Linked DNA regions of Homo sapiens: region 1 is linked to region 2. A link is a contact called in ENCODE Hi-C data. All regions are on one chromosome and are shown on one strand. The core of a region is the stretch at or near the end of the contact, and the rest is flanking DNA. Distances in the headings are between cores, read along the strand shown. Region 1 overlaps PLCB1 (phospholipase C beta 1). Region 2 has its middle 170 kb from the start of HAO1.

What was found. A loop is a pair of places that touch in the nucleus more often than their neighbours do. Pooled maps may share reads with other maps.
Region 1: a loop to region 2 is called in a map with no recorded cell type, with 18 times the contacts of the local background. The contact joins two enhancer-like sites. A Hi-C loop is called at or near these places in 4 of 37 single-sample maps with no recorded cell type and 3 of 50 pooled maps.

Annotation. Positions count from the first base shown.
Region 1 is chr20:8,212,285-8,218,232 of GRCh38, forward strand. All of the region lies in intron 2 of PLCB1 (phospholipase C beta 1), which reads left to right. Among named protein-coding and RNA genes, the nearest start is that of PLCB1-IT1, 33 kb to the right of the region's middle. RefSeq lists an enhancer at 1,706-1,755. Within about 2 kb of position 1,772, at least 5 of the 41 ENCODE cell types and tissues checked have a DNase peak (open chromatin) inside an H3K27ac peak, as active enhancers do.
Region 2 is chr20:7,767,917-7,773,892 of GRCh38, forward strand. No RefSeq gene overlaps it. Among named protein-coding and RNA genes, the nearest start is that of HAO1, 170 kb to the right of the region's middle. Within about 2 kb of position 2,760, at least 2 of the 41 ENCODE cell types and tissues checked have a DNase peak (open chromatin) inside an H3K27ac peak, as active enhancers do.

The DNA.
Region 1 (5,948 bases), core at 522-3,021, 440 kb after region 2:
GAACTCAATTTCCTAAGTCTAGAACAGCATTTGAATTTTTAGCTCATCATAGTAATTGTTCAATTTTTTCCAGAATTACTATCTAACCATTTTGTATGCATTTTATTCTAAATACAATTGACATCAAGAAAATACGGTGGGTGAAAAGAGCCCTGGAGTAAGATTCTGACAGGAGACTTCCTCTTTCTGCTCTGTGACCTTTTTCAAGTAAACATGTCTCTGAGTCACTTTGTTACCATTTATAAAATGAAATGGTTTAGTCATAGTGATTCTTCTTAATTGTTACTGAGATTTATAATTTTAAAAGCAATATAAAATTAGAGAAAACACAAGCCACGTAGGCATACAAAACGCAAAAGATGAAACATCTCTACAACTTCAGACCTTGGCCAAAAGCATTGTTCACTGCTGATGGCTGAATGATATACCCTTGCATGAGTATGCCATTATTTATTTGCCTCTCGAAGGACATTTAGAGCACTTTGAAGTTCCAGTTGCACTCCACATGCAGAGACTCCCAAAGAACATTCTACTACATATTTTAGAATTTACATGTGAAAATGCAGAATCAAAGTATGTGAACATTTAAATTTTCACCTTCGTTACCATGAAAGCTATATCAAAAGTTGACATTGTAGATTTTTTTTTTCTTTGCAAATCTGTATGAAGGAAAACAAAGTTTCTTCCTTCCTGAGTTCTCTTCCTCCACTCCTGTCTTTGTGAATGGCCACTTCATTCAAGCCTCTTCAGGTACCTTTGAGATTGCACACCATGTTTCCTTCTGAGTCTTCACAACTCTATTGTCTCAAAGCTTGATGGTGACAAAAAGTGTGTTCACTAATTCATCCAAGAATTTTGGGGGCCTGGTGTTACCCTGAAGGCTAAAGTGGTAAACAAGAGCATTATGTTTCATAGTTGCTTTTGTGAAGCTTAAGGTCTAGTGGATCAAGAAAAAAATGTCCATTAGATAATGGCAGGAATGCCTGTGCTTTTCCAAAATGCGAAGGGTGAATACAGAAGGACATGATTCAGTCTGATGGTGGCTGGCAGTGACCAGGGTCTTCAGGGAAAAGCTCACTGGGAAGTGATCTTAGCTCCAAAGGTGAGTAAGAACTAATTATCCAAAGTAATGGGGGTAGGAAGTGGGCTGGGAGGAAGAGCTTTGAAATCAGAGACATACAAAGGCCCTGCAGCAGGAGGTAGCAGAGCAAGTTAGAGTTGTTGAAGTTATAAGGCCCAGTGGCTGAGCCCAGAACACAAGGTGAAGTTTGGTCAAAGGTAAAGCCAGAACAGGGGTCAGAATAAAGCTTGCTCTGTTGTGCATTTTTTGTTACATCTGAAATGCAATAAGAAGCCAATGAAGAATTTAAGCAAGGTGGAAATAAGGGAAATGGTGGTGGTGGTGGTGGTGTGTGTGTGTGTGTCTTCATAAGAGTAACATGATTAAGTTTGCATTATCACAAATTGTCATGAAATATAAAAAGAATGCTTAGAATTTAAAAATTAGATCTTGCTTATCTTGTATGACTTGTAAGCAGATTGTAAGCATGTAAGCAGATTGTTCATGATTCTTTTGGAGGAAGTTCTCCCCAGTAATGCGGTTACTTTCCAGCATTTAGCAAGGAAATACAAATAACGTCATTTTCCGACAGGGCAGAGAGTCCTAGTCTAATTTAGTGTCACAACTAGCAGTTCTGTTATACTTTAATCCTTAAATATTAGACCAAAGCAGGGACAATAGAAAATGTGTTTACAAACCCTCCTGATTAAGGTGACTAAAAAGCAAAAGCGAAACAAAGGAGGTTGAGGTAAAGAGCAGTCTTACACGTAAGCTTCCAGCTTTGGGACTGATTTACAAACCACAACTGAAATGGGTATTATATATATGCTGATGAAAGTAGCTATGTAACATAGTTTGGATCTGTGTCGCTGCACAAATCTCCTGTTGAACTGTAATCCCCAGTATTGGAGGTGGGGCCTGGTGGAAGGTGATGGGATCATGGAAGCGGATTTCTCATGAATGGTTTAGCGCCATCCTCTTAGTGCTGTCCTCACGACAGTGATTGACTTCTCAGGAGATCTGCCTATTTAAAAGTGTGGCGCCTGGCTCTTTCTCTTTTGCTCCTGCTCCCACCATGCGAGACCCCTCCTCCCCCTTTGCCTTCTGCCATGATTGTAACCTTCCTGAGGCCTCCTCAGAAGCAGACATCTGTGTTATGCTTTCTGTACCGGCTGCAGAGCCAATTAAACATTTTCTTTATAAATTACCCTGTCTCAGGTATTTCTTCATAGCAATGCAAGAACAGCCCAATACCCTGTGTCTTCATTCATTAAAAGGCTACTGAACTATGCCTACTACTGCATTTTGCAGACTTGCTTTTCCTCCATTTAGAACTAATGTCTTTTATTTCAAGACCTAATGTCACCTCATTCTTTTTTCATGTGATAATATCCTCTGATGTGGCCTGCGAGTTGCCCATAAGGAATCGTGGAGTTTGGGATGATAGTTTTGGGGGTGTGTGCTATTTTGCCTTCTTTTTTCACTCTCAAATATAAAAAGGATCTAAGTGCTACTCCTGAAGTTATTTGCGGGGACTGTTTGCACTTTCTTGCTTGAGGTGTGGCTGTGGAGGGCAAGACAGACAAAAGTCCAAACTAAATGGAAAATGGTGCAGTTATTGCTGAAATAGGTTTCCCACCATCTAATTCCTTTGTGTGCTACTGGCTGAAAAAGTCCTTTTCCTTCTCAGCTCCACAGCTACTTTTTCAGGACAGAGTCTGATTTACATAGACAGGCTGAATGCAGAAGCTGTGTGTTTACCATGTGAATTTGAGGCCACTGAGAAGATTATTTTGTTGTTCTGATCTCTTGACCTTCTGAAAGCTCCCATCAGACCTTTCTCCTCCCACCTTCCACCACACTATAAATAAAAGCCAACCCATAAGCACCCACTCAGATGTATCTGCTTCTTAAATTTCGGAATCGATTTGTTAATCTCAAAAGGCCGTAAAAACCTGAAAACTTAAGTAGCTAACAGAGAAAAAAAAAAGTTCAAACAGATTCTTGGAAGGCTTTGAAGCTAGGATGCTTGGGGAGCATCTTTGTAGTCTGTTGAGGGATTAGAGACGGCAACATCATGTCGCCTCGCAAGCCAGAGGACAGCTTTGAATTGCAGCCAATCAGAAGCCATAGTATGTTTTTGGAAGGTGGTGGGGGCCAGTTTTTTCCCTTCAAATAGCTGACATTTCGCAGCCCCCGTCCCTCTTGGAGCACGACAGCCAGAGAGTATGCAATTTGTTTGGAATTCTCTCACAACAGTCCTAGTTTGAGGCTAAGGCTAGGTTGTGAACATTTAGAGTTTTTGTACGTCTTGACAAATTTGTGTTCATCAGGTGCTCCGTGACCATCAGTATTGTTTTGGTTATACAGACCAAGTGTTCTGGGCTCAGATCCAAAACTTGCACAAGTAAATCAGCCTCAGAAGGCAGCCTTAGAGATCTTTGAAAAGTGCTGAAGTAGGGCTAAATATTAGACAATCTGCCATAATTTAAGTTTTATATGTATGTATATATATTTATATATATATTTAATTCACAGCAGGGAGCAGTACACACATCGTAAGAGAGAAATCTACTTTATGCAGAGTTAATTGGATGATACCCTAATTTGATGATACCCACATCATTCAGTAATTCAGTTTTGCGCTTTCTTTCTTTTTATGCTTTTCATTTAAAAAGCCTATTTATATGATGTTGAGGAGTTTGTTAAAATTAGCTGATATTTTAGGATCCTTTTGACATTTTATATGATTATAGGACATGGGGACATGAGTTCAGAAAAATTGGAAGGCTCTCACAGTTGAAGAACTGCCATATTTGGGAGTCCTTGGCAAAGTTTTATGTAAACTGTATGTTTTTTACTTAGGGAGTCTTTATAATTGAAAGCACCCATCATACTTTGTGCATGGACTTCTATTCACAGAATGAATTTAGCAAAGCTATTGGGCAATATAAAATTTTAGGATAGGGAAAACATAGCTCAAATGCTATGGTCATTGTGGATCTCAGACTGAGTACAAGGCTGCAATATTCACTCCTGAAGCTAGAAACAAACCTCAATCTGAAACCATGCTGGAATTCTGTAATTCTCTTCCACAAAGCTAAAGTAGAATGTGTTGTGTTCTGTTTTGGTCTCCACAGTTTAAAGAGGACTTCTAAAACAGAGGCAGAGTTCAGAGATGAATTTGAGTTTAAAAATACGATTCTAAGTAAAGATAGAAAGTGGGTATGGTTGAGTAGAAATAGAAACCTGATCGTGACTCATGGTGTCCACTCAACCAAAGGTAGTTTCCTGGGAAGTAGAAGATCCTTCCCCTCAAAAAGGTCAGAGAAAAGGCCCCACAAATCCTCATATTTAAAGATATCTTATAAGAGTACACAAAAATGATATAGCATAAGAGGGAGAAATTCAGAGTATTTCTCTTGCTATAGATGAACATAAAAATATTTGACATCTGCGGTGCCTATATAGAAACTCAAGTACATGGAGCTCTAAGTCTATTCATTATAGAGCATTCAGAACCCTGGGCAAACCAAAACCAAAATAGTGGTGTCAACCCACTTCTTTGACATGCCACAACTAGTGGCAGATACCTCCTATTCTCCCCCTTACCAGGGACATTCTCCCAAATGTGTCCTCTTGTGCGTGGCTCACCACTGAGGTGCTTTGTCACTCACCTTCTCTATATGATTTCAGTCTGACTGTGAGTGGGTACTGTGATGAAGCCTTTGTCCACCTCTCCTAAACCTTGTTTTAAACCCACTTTACTGAAGGTGACATTTCCCCAGTTATTCCTTATTCACATCTCCTTTGTAAAAGCATCTGAAACCTTCACGCAGAAGCCAAAGTGTGTTACAGTTCTGAGTAAAGACCCCATTAAATATGAAGATTCTAGGGCTAGTGGATCTCTAACCCTAGGTGATCTCTGCAATAAGTGCAGTGAAACCATGGGGTCAGAGCCTCAGGAAATGGTAGAGTTGAAGGCCAAGATCTGCTGATTGATAACTTCACAGAGAAGAAAACTCAAGAAGAAACCAAGGGACTGAATGAAGAAGAAAGAAAAGAGATGAGATGGAGTACCCCATCTCTCCCTGAGGATGGAAGGAGGGAGGACAGAGGAAGAGCAGCACAGAGGCTTCCAGGTGGAGAGAAAGGTGTAGCTGTTCAATAATCTGATGAAAGTGATAGGAAGGAATTTGTGAGACTGTGATATCAATGACCTTGGACTTCTTACCAAAGTATGAAATGCAGTGTGATTTTTCCAGTAGGATGATGCATAGAGCTGAAGATCTTGAGGAAAGTTGTAAAGGAATGGTGCTATGGTTTCAGTATGTCCTCCAAAGTTTATGTGCATTGGAAATTTAATTCCCAGTGCAACAATGGCTTTTCAGAGGTGATTAGGTCATGCATGCTCTGCCCTTATGAATGAATCAATGTCATTATTGCAGGAGTGGGATAGTTATTGCGGAAGTGGGTTCCTGATTAAAAGGATGAGTCTGGCTCCTTTACTCTCTTGTTCTTGCTCCCAGTTTCACTCTTTTGCCCTTCCACCTTCCATCATGGGATAATGCATCAAGCAGCCCCTTGCCAGATGCAGGCACTTGATCTTGGACTTCCCAGCCTCCAGAACTATAAGAAACAAAACTCTGTTTATTATAAATTACCTAGTCTGTGGTATTTTATTATAGCAACCACAACATGGACTAAGACAGGTGGGCTAACTATTGAACTGAATTTTTGGTTCACATTTATTCATTCATCTATGCAATAATATTCATGCTCTTCATTATATATCCATTATATGTGTTAGGGGCATGTGCAGTGAACAAGGCAAATGTGTTCCCTGTTTTCATTGGTGGGGAATGCTCTTGCAAGTATGGTTTCTAAA
Region 2 (5,976 bases), core at 1,510-4,009:
CATGGGGACAAATTTTTTGATATCAGGACTGCTCCCATGAAGAGACACAGTTTACATCCTTGTCCTTGCATCTGGGCAGGCTCGTGAATGCTTCGACTGATAAATTGAGGGATGAGGTGTTTTACTGTAAGGCTAGAATATGAAAGGCCTCATATCCACTAGAACACTCATGCTTAGAGTCCTAAACTATCTCATTAGAGGGTCAATTACCCTATTGCTACCATGTCTGAGGAAACCAAGCTATGTGGAAAAGCCACCGACAGGCACTCCGATCAGTGATCCAAGAGTCATACCAGACCATGTGCCAGACATTGGAACAAAGATGCCTCCAGAATATTCCAGTCCCCAGTTGTCATGTCATCCCCATATATTCTTGAGCAGAAATAAACTTCCCTTGCTGAATCCAGTCTGGTTTTCTGACCAACAAAATCATGAGCAATAAGCAGTTGTTGCTATAAGTCAGTAAGTTTGGAGACAGTTTGTTATATAACACTAGTAACCAAAAGGGTGCTCATGAAAACAGACTTCTCTACTGGCATTAAATACATCTATTATAATGTCCTTCTCATTTGTCATTATCGAGCAGTTATTAAATAAACCCTTGAGCCACAACATGGGTACAATGACAGAACAGCAACTAAGAATCATGCTACTTAGAGGAGATAATTTCTGACCTATAATTTCCATTCTACTCTTCACTTATTCACGTCAAAATTACAATAGAATGAGATCAATTTAGCTAGAGCGGTTAAACATTTAAGTTTGAAGAATGTGAGAATGGCATAATTCACTAATAAAAAAAACTTCCTCATTTGAATTAGTTACTTTAGTCTCTTTTCACTTCATGGATAAATTCCTACTCCTTCAAAGTATTTTTTCAAACTAATACCTGCAAAACAGGAAATGAATATGCAATAAAAGTAGACAGTCATGGGCTACATGTTAGCCTTCAAATTTAATTTAAAACTGTATAATTGGATTTATGTTTTTATTGTAAATCATAAGTATGTTCATGCCCACGATTATTAGTCTGATGATGGAAAATTGAAAAACAGTGTTGTTTTTCAGAGGCCCTCTTTTTATTCTGCCATAATCCAAAATCACAAGCTATTCTACAGAAGACACACTTCATAAGTTGGTGTCAATAATGGGGAGGGTTGGCCATAAGCTCCAGGAGGACAGGGACTTTGTTTTGTTCACCAAAATGTTCGCAATGCTTTGCGTATTTGCTGAATTCAATGAGCACATAAATACTCAATTAATATAAAGTGATAGGCTTGAATCAATATCATTTTGTAAAAATAAAAAGAGCAAACTTATCCATGAATCTGGCACTTTTGATTATTGCTTGGTGCTTGGGGACAGGAGGTGACAAAAGTAATTCTTATGGACTAGAAACTTGAGTTGTAAGAAAAAAAATAAACTGGTGAAGTAGTGTGTTGGGCCCTGTGATATCTAAAACCCCCTTTAGGACTGAAAGGCTTATCCCTTCATTTGCTGGGTAATGCTGCTAGAAGACGACTTCTACTGCCAGTCCTCCTCGGGGAGACTGCTTTAGCTGAAAAACCAGGCTTGTCCTAGATCATGACTCTTTCCAGTGCAGCCTACATCCAATGACTGATCACAAAGAGATATAGCTGGGCCAACTCCAAGGGGCCATTCTAGCCCCAACCCCCTACTGCTTCACTGGAACTGCAATCTCCCTTGTCTTAGTCTATTTTCTGTTGCTTACAACAGAATACCTGAAACTAGGTAATTTATAAAGGAAATAAATTTATTTCTTACAGTTATGGAGGCTGAGAAGTCCAAGGTCAAGGAGTCACATATGGTGAGGATCTTCTTGCTGGCGAGAATGCTTGCAGAGTCTTCAGGTGGCAAAGGGCATCACATTGTGAGGGAGCTAAATGTACTAGCTGAGCTCTCTTTTCTTCTTCTTATAAAGCCACCAGGCCAACTCCCATGATAACTCATTACCTATTAATCCCATTAGTTGATGAATGAATTAATTTATTCATGAAAAAGACAGAGCCTTTATGATCCAATCACCTCTCAAAAGTCCCATCTTTTAATACTGCCACATTAGGGATTAAGTTTCAACATGAGTTTCAGAGAGGACAAACATTCAAACTGTATCATCCCTCTATCCAGTTCTGCTCTTTCTCCCTCATTTCCACAAATGTTCATCATAAGAGCATTTCTAATTAATTAGATTCTCTATGCTAATCTCTATCTCAGAGAATCATGAGCTAAGCCTACTATCAATGTCTTTTACTTTATCAAGCTGCCATATGCAGGATCGCACACACACACACACACACACACACACACAAAAGTGCTTCTTCTTATTTGTATTTTAACAGACAGTAGAGCTCTCTTATAATAATAACTACTTCCTTCCTGGTTTTTCATTGTTTGGTATGGCTTAATAAAATGAATACGTCTTTGCTTTTTCCCATCCTAAGTATAGATTTAACCTGTTCTCATGAAAAAGTATAAAGAATTAGTTTACTGTAGACTTATTATGTCTTTCTATTTTTATCATTTGTTTTTAGAAATTGGTGAGCCCATTCATGATTACACATATGAACAAATCAGTTCCCAGTAACTCTGGCAGATTTCTAAGCAATCTTGCTTAGAAAACACCTGGTAAAATATACTTTCATTCAACTTCAGGTGATTCAAAAGCAGCTGAAAGTCACTTAAGTGGAAATACAAATATGATGCTGCTTTTCAAATCAAAAGCAAGATCTCAACTCCACAGGATGTGGCAGATTGCCAGGTGTTTCATTTCTGACCAACAACTATACTGTCGGGAGCTTCTCTACGTAATTGACAAACCAAAACCCAAAGCACCAAGGTTAACAATTCACTTCTCTTTGGCCACAGAACTGGTATTGTGTTATTCCTGTACTGCACATAAATCACTTTCATAGGGCCATTAGAGGGTTGTTTTGAGGCCTAGAAGACTAAAATCAAACCTCTGGGTAGCTGAGCAATGTCAGAACAAGGTACAGAGTGGGTTTAGGGTCACTTTGGAGCCACTGTCAGTTTTCTTCTTTTTTTGCTTCTGAAGCTGCAAAATCATTTTGGCCCAAGGGCAGTCCACTTGAATTCTATGCAGACAAGAGACAGACTCGTGGTTTCTCCACAAGATTTTGATGTACTAGATCAGGACATCAAACATCAGCCCATCTCCAGATATAAAAAGCAACTTCGTAGGTTTTCAGATTATGTTTTGCCAACCATCTGGACTATGAGACAGATACTTGAGACAGAGGATGTTACAGGAGCTGACCACCATTGTCACAAATCATTGGTGTGCAGAGGTTGAGGTGCCTCACTCTTCCCTGTATGTGTGCCACAGGACTCTCCAGAGAGCTGGTAAAGAATAGGAAATTAATGTAAATGTGTGTTACACTGAGTGTGTGAAATTGCTAAAGAAAAGATTAAATTATTACTTGATCGTGTTATTTAACTTCCTTTCTTTCGAACGAATAGAAGGAAATGAAAATTGACATTTCTCAATGCCTATAATGTCAGTTGCCCTACATAATTTATATATGTACATTTTAGTTATAAATAATATAATGGGACATAATTAAAAGTCCCATTTAATTCTCACAATAAATGTATGAAAAGAAAAAATAAGTCCTTAGAACATCCATAACCTACCTCAGTTTATACAAATAATCAAGTGAAATCATTTCAGAATTTGAATACAAGTTGTAGTGGCTTCACAAAATATGATATTCCCACCCTTATGCCCAATGCCATGTGGGCTATGATCTAAGCCCTAACTAAACAGTAAAATATATTCTCTTCTGCTGATTTTCTTCTTTTTTTTAAACTCATAAAAGAAGTGAAAATTTTTCCATACAGTTTACATTTTTACTAATCTTTTCCTCTATGATAAACTTTTGGTAGGGCCTTCTATTTATGAAGTGAGCCATGCTCTTTTCATGACCCTATTTGTTCAAGGCATAGTGGGTAATACTGAGATGAAGCAGGCACTGACCCTACCTTCAGTTTGTTGGTTAGTACAGGGCATTGCATACAAAGAGTTATCATACACGGGGAAAGATTCATGTACACTTTATTATTTCAGCCAGACTTTGAAGGATTAAATTGGGAGAGGAGAAAACACCATAAGCAAAGGGAACAGCATAGACAATCATGGTGTGTATATAGGAGCGGGAAATAATTCAAGATTGCCAGGACAGAGGTTGCATGGAGTGAACTGTAAACAGAAAGAAATAAATTGTGACCATATCAAACTGTATCAGAGGTTAAGCAAGGAAGTCCAGAGGAGAGAAGAGTTGAAGACTGTGAGGATTCTTACAATTCTTCATTTCTCTCTGTATCCACATCCTTTGCCATGTAACATTTCTGGGCCACCGACCTGGGGATGGGGTGATTTGTCCCTTCACTTCGGCTCAATCATATGACTTGCTTAGGCCAATGGAGTGTTAGCAGGTGTGACACAAGCAGAATCTAGAAATGGGCTTGTTCACTGGGGCTTGCTTTACTATGCCTCCGCCATTGCCATGAGAAAATGCTTGAGATAGCATGTTGGAGAATGAATACATAGGAAGTAGAGCCAAGCTGCTCCAGCTGCACAGTTGCCTGAGCCAAGAGTCTAGATCAGCCAACAACCAGGCAAGCCCAGACATGTAAGTTAAGCATAGTTCAGCAGAGTCACCCGGCCAACTCCCAGATGACTCCAGACATGTGAGCAATAAACCCAAATTGTCATATGACACTGAGGTGTTTTTGTTATTTGTTACACAGCAATAATAATACAACTAACACAGGTAATAAATACAACTAACACAGGATGTGATAAGATTGAAGACAGATAGGTAATGGAGAGAATGATAAGAAATAGAGAGATAGCCAATACACAGAGTATTGAGAATATGCAAGAAAATTCACCATCACCAATAGAGATGGTATAAGATTTTTAAGGAAAATATCTCAACAACTTGCCCCCCAAATATATGTAGGGTATTTAAACACCTGAGACTGAAATAAGTTGTCAGCAGTTCCTCCATATCATAACAACACTCCAAATTAAAGAGTGATACTTAGTAAATTTTACTCAGCCTGCAGACTGATGGCCTTCTTTCTCTGTACCCATTCTTTGTTTTGTCCATCATGATATTTCCCTTCATGTCCATTTATTCATAAATAAATGCGCATCTTTGAAATATTCTTTGAAACAGAAAGTTATATTGAGGGCAAGAAATAAGGCTAGTTATTGAGGCAATCTCTTATCTGCAATTCACAAGTATCAACAGTTTGAAACCTCAAGGTTTCGGTAACTTATTCATGGCAAAAGCTGACCTTCACTGACAAGGTTTATGTTTGTTTGTTTTTTGTAATATTTATCCCACTTAGTTTCACTGCAGAAATATTAATGTGTTTGAATATGGAGTATTGTATTGCCTTGACTCAGACCTCACTAATACATGGGATATTTCTCAAGGACAAAAAAAATTCTAAAATACATCTGGGCCCACGGGTTTCAGATACAGAATTGTAGATTGTATTTTAATAATGCAAATGGAAAATGGAAAGTAGTTGGAGAGTAAACTGAAAATGCATCCGTAGGAATAGAGGAGAGTAGGAAAGAAAGTCTTAGTCAATAAATGTGCAGTGAGTTGTGAGAAAAGGGAGGTTTAAAAGGGGAAAAGAAAAAGGAAAACATAATTAGAGCCATTTTACTTCAAATATTGCAAATAAGCCACCAGAAAATGTAAAAGCACAGTTGCATGTCCTTTATGTGAAGAACAAAGGGATCGTTTCATGCTGATGTCATCATCAGATAGCAGAATTTCTTGTTTTTCTCCTTTTGATCTCACAAAATACTTTTGCATCAGAAAATTTAAAGTGGAGATTCTCAAACTTAGGTCCATTATGTTTTCCTGTGATTATTATGTAGATTATCCATGAACAATATTGAGAAACACACTGACA